Regions from separate parts of the Homo sapiens genome. Here region 1 is linked to region 2. A link is an interaction called in ENCODE POLR2A ChIA-PET data of the cell type or tissue named here. Cell type or tissue: HepG2. All regions are shown on one strand.

Region 1 (2,500 bases), 260 kb before region 2:
AGCTAATTTTTGTATTTTTAGTAGAGACGGGGTTTCACCATGTTGGCCAGGACGGTCTCCATCTCCTGACCTCATGACCCGCTTACCTCGGCCTCCCAACATGCTGGGATTACAGGCGTGAGCCACCAGAATGAGAATTGGGAAAAAGAGTTTGTCTTTCGCGGGTGGTAGGAGTCCCAAGAAGTGAAACTGAGTTAGAGAGCAGCTAGGTTCCCCAGGAAGGGCAGGAGGCTGGACTACAGGTAGAGATGATGAGGGTGACACACACACACACACACACACACACACACACACACACACACAATCTCTCTCTCACACAATCTCAATCTCTCTCTCTCTCTCTCTCTCTCTCTCTCTCTCTCTGAGCTTTACTCCCGTCTTTGGCTTCAGCTGTTTGACAAGCCCAGCTGAGACGCTATCCTTCTGGCGGTCACACTTGTTGAACTTCTTCAAACGAGACACAACAGGATCCTTCCAAATAATCCCCCTTTTGCCTAAGCCCGTTTGAATTGGGATTTTTGTCTTCTGCAACCAAGAGAGTCTTGAATGAGTTTATAAAGCACTCAGCTCACAGAAAGTGCTCACTTAATGGCAACTATTAGTATTCCCACATCTCCTAGATGGAGTAGGATATTTCAGATGAGACTACCCTCTAAGAATCAGAGGTTGTTACTCATCTTTTAGAGCTTTGTAAATAAGATGGCTAAGTTCAGTATCTGCAGGCAGACTCAGAAGAACGGCTCATGGATTAAGAGGATGGAATCTTTGAACCATGCTGAAAATGAGACATTCTCCAGAAAAAAATTGAAGTCTTTTGTTCATTCATTCAATTAAAAAGTGAGTGCCTATTACATGTACTGTGCTAGATACTGAGAGAAAAAGATCACTAGCTAGGGAATGTATCTTTAAAGGGCTTGTAAGGAATACATGTCTGAATTATACACAAAATGATACAAAGAGCGATGAATAAAGAATGGCAGCGGCCGGGCGCAGTGGCTCACGCCTGTAATCCCAGCACTGTGGGAGGCTGAGGAAGGTGGATCACGAGGTCAGGAGATCGAGACCATCCTGGCGAACACGGTGAAACCCCGTCTCTACTAAAAATACAAAAAATTAACCGGGCGTGGTGGCGGGCGCCTGTAGTCCCAGCTACTCGGGAGACTTAGGCAGGAGAATGGCGTGAACCCAGGAGGTGGAGCTTGCAGTGAGCCGAGATTGTGCCACTGCACTCCAGCCTGGGGCACAGAGCAAGATTCCGTCGCAAAAAAAAAACAAAAACAAAAACAAAAAAAAAACAACGGCAGCATCATTTCGAAAGCCAGGAGGTCCTCCAGAGAGCAGAAACATGGATGAGTGCTACCACATCTGATAAGCCCTACACGGAAGCCCTCACCACATCCACTGAGGGTGGACACCAAGGGTCAAGTCGCCTCTCTTTAGAGAAAGTCTCTTCTTTTGTTACTGCTGACCACCCCGGCATCACTGAGAGCTGTTGCTATGGAAACGAGGTATCCCCAGCTGAAACAGAGGTGCTTCAGCCAGCCTCAGCAATGCTAACAATGCAGCCCGCTCTCCACGACGGTGCTCAACAGCAGCAGAGGCTGCGGGACTCTCACACACCCAGCCTCAGCAATGCCAACAACGCAGCCCACTCCCCATGATGGTGCTCAACAGCAGCAGAGGCTGTCGGACTCTCACAGCCACAGATGGCTGCACGTCTACAGCTCTTTGCTTCCCTACGTGTCCGAGAACTCAACCAGGACTGCCCTGGTCAAATGCCAGATGGCGCCCATCAGATGAGAATCACTGATGTTTACACAAATTCCTCCACACCACTTAGGAACCTGGAGTATAAGAAGGCTTTATTTAAAGCACAGATTTCTTTCCAAGTTTGTGAACCAAAAACCAAAGGACTGTAAAGAGCAAACGGAGTAATTCTCACCTTGTTTGTTAAAATGTTCTGTTCCATGTAAGTTACTTTTATTTATGATTTCTGCAAACCAAAGCCACTGAAAATGTGAACCAAAGAGCTCATTTTTGTTGTTTTCAGGAGACAAGCCAGAAATTAAAATCACAAGACGAGGCTCGGAAACAAATTCAGCAGTGCCCAAATAAGACTAAACATTTACATTGCAAAGTTCTGCCTATATCTGTTATCACCCCTAACTTAAAACAAGCTAGCCCTGAAATAGCTGCGAGTGACGGATGCGTTCATGCAGCTTCCTTTGACGAAAGGTAACCCCGGAGGATGAGAGCATTTCAAGCAACACCTCCAAGTGGCAAAAGACAAGGAAACGTTTAAGCAAAAGTTTCTGCTGCTTTTGCTGAATGAAAGGTAAAGAAATTCAATATTTTTGGAAATGGGGCACATTAAAAGGAACAACTTGTCCAAGTTTAACAAAGGACTACTTTTCCCAAATAGCCAGGACTTCCAGTTGCCAAGTTCGAGGTTATTGACTTCATTCTAATTCCCCATATCTTACTATTACTTCTCATTTTA
Region 2 (2,500 bases):
ACCTTCCGGTCCCCAAAAGTGACTGAAAGCAGGATTCTGCTGCGGAAAAACTGGACTTGGAGGAAGGGCAGGAGAGAAGGGCGAGGTGTGTCGGCCTGCCTCAGGTCTGGGGTGCCCAATTCTGGTTGTGCAAACAGTGAGGGAAAAAAAGGGTGCTACGATGTCTGGCTAAAACGGGGCATCAGAGCTGTCGGCGGTACCAGTTTTCAGAATCCATGGATTTATAACGGATTTCTTTTCTAACTTGCAAACGCATACGAGATACTTCACAGAGGTATTACAGTTAAGTCACACTTCCCCACATAAGCTCACCTTTAATGAAAAAGTTAAAATGACATAAAACTGGGAGTGTTCCAGAAAAGGCAGGCCTGTGTTCACCATCACAACACCTATGGATAGAAAAGAGGCAGAAAGGCCGGGTACGGTGGCTCACGCCTGTAATCCCAGCACTTTGGGAGGCTGAGGTGGGAGGATCAGCTTGACCCCAGGAGGCCGAGATTGCACAACCGCATTCCAGCCTGAGTGACACAGTGAGACTCTGCAGCCTTTACTGCAGCCTTTGCCTCCCGGGCTCAAGTGATCCTCCCACCTCGGTGTCCTGAGTGGCTGGGATTACAGGCACCCAGCACCACGCCCGGCTGATTTTTTGTATTTTTTGTAGAGATGGGGTTTCATCATGTTGGCCGGGCTGGTCTCAAACTACTGAGCTCGGGTGATCCGCCCGCCTCGGCCTCCCAAGGTGCTGGGTGCATTTTTTCTTAAGGAAGAAAAAGGAGGGCAGGGGGCAAGGTGCAGGGCAAAAAAGAAGAGCCCAGGAGTCCAAGAGGGAAGCGGCCAGAGGAAACGGAAGGAATCAGCTTCCAACAGGGACCCACAAGGCTGCTTGAGAACTCAGGACACAAGGAACACACCTGGAGAAGGGGGCTCTGCGGTGATCCGTACACAGTGAGAACCAAAGGGGCAGCTTCAGGGAAAACAGGTGGGGAGGGACAAAAGGAGGGAAAAGCCAAAACTCTCCGTCATCGAGAGGAACGCACACTTCTCCGAGGCTATTGCCGGTTCAAGCTCGTTTCCTTCAGAACACACCCCCAAAGTTCCTGGGGTCCCCCCACCGCCCTCCCCAACACACACACTCACTCCAATTTCACTCTTTTCTGCACAGATTCCAGGGAAGTATCCTGGAGACAGACATCAAAGGCATCCGAGCTGGCAGCCCACAACAGGTCACGCTGTCACGGGGACGCCGGGAACCACATGAAAAGCAGAGAATTCACGGGGCGTTCGATGATGATGATTATTTTTTAAGGAGCTCAGAAATGTCTTTCGTTTCAGTTTTAGTTTAAGGACAGCTACCTCTGGGGGAATGGCTTTGAAGTCACATAGCCCAGAGCAGCGCTCAGCAGCCACGAGGGAAGAAAAACGCTGCGCCCAGCGGAAAGGCCACAGGAGCCACGGGGCGCAGGGGCCGTCGCTGAAGAAGAACCCAGAAGGCTTCTGCTTTTGGTACAAGGACAGGAAGGAAGAGGAATGGCTGCAGCTGGGACCACATTTGAAAACCCACCAAGGCCAACCTTGCAATGGCCTTCTGCGTAGCAGCAAATACACAGAGGTTAAGGGGCAGAGGCCCCAGGAGAACCCTGTGAATATGCCTATTCGGAGGGGTCAGGGTCAGAGGACAAAAGAGGCCGGAGAGGAACAAGCTTTCCACTTGGGCGGTTTTACTGCTCCAGAAAGCAGTTTTTGAAAAGCACGAGATGATGGGAAGGCCCAGGTCGGCGGTTAGATCTAGAGCAGGCGGCAAGAGCTTGCCCTGATATGACAGCAAGTGAGCTGGCCACAAACACAGCTCACAGCTAGTGCGAAGGCCGAGCCAAAGAAAAGGTCCCCAGCCCGGCCGGGCGCGGCGGCTCACGCCTGTAATCCCAACACTTTGGGAGGCTGAGGCAGGCGGATCACGAGGTCAGGAGTTCGAGATCAGCCCAGCCAACATGGCGAAACCCCCGTCTCTACTAAAAAAATACAAAACTTAGCCGGGCTTAGTGACGAGCCCCTGTAGTCCCAGCTACTTGGGAGGCGGAGGCAGGAGAATCACTTGAACCTGGGGAGGCGGAGGTCGCAGTGAGCCGAGATTGCGCCACTGCACTCCAGCCTGGGTGACAGAGTGAGACACTGTCTCAAAAAACAAAACAAAAAACAAAAACAAAAAGAAAGAAAACAGGCAAAATCAAAAGAAAAATGATGAAAAAGAAGATAAAATTAAGAACAGAACAGGCTGGGCGCGGTGGCTCATGCCTGTAATCCCAGCACTTTGGTAGGCCGAGGCGGGCGGATCACTTGAGGCCAGGGGTTCAAGACCAGCCTGGCCAACATGGCAAAACCCCGTCTCTACTAAAAATTAGCTGGGTGTGGTGGCGGGCTCCTGTAATCCCAGCTACACGGGACGCTGAGGCAGGAGAATTGCTTGAGCCTGGGAGGCAGAGACTGCAGTGAGCCAAGATCT

The links. Peaks named below come from ENCODE experiments on the same cell type or tissue, not always from the same donor. Only the 100,000 strongest peaks of a DNase experiment are listed, where the experiment ranks them.
Region 1: POLR2A ChIA-PET joins it to region 2 with 6 read pairs; 2 of 35 experiments call an interaction of 5 or more read pairs at or near these places.

The regions. Positions count from the first base shown.
Region 1 is chr17:671,850-674,349 of GRCh38, forward strand. The region is part of intron 4 of VPS53 (VPS53 subunit of GARP complex); the gene reads right to left. Among named protein-coding and RNA genes, the nearest start is that of VPS53, 42 kb to the right of the region's middle. RefSeq lists a silencer at 1,380-1,674. In HepG2, no CTCF peak of the experiment used is centred here; no DNase peak of the experiment used is centred here.
Region 2 is chr17:936,508-939,007 of GRCh38, forward strand. The region is part of intron 1 of NXN (nucleoredoxin); the gene reads right to left. Among named protein-coding and RNA genes, the nearest start is that of NXN, 42 kb to the right of the region's middle. In HepG2, no CTCF peak of the experiment used is centred here; DNase peaks (open chromatin) are centred at 1,254 and 1,664.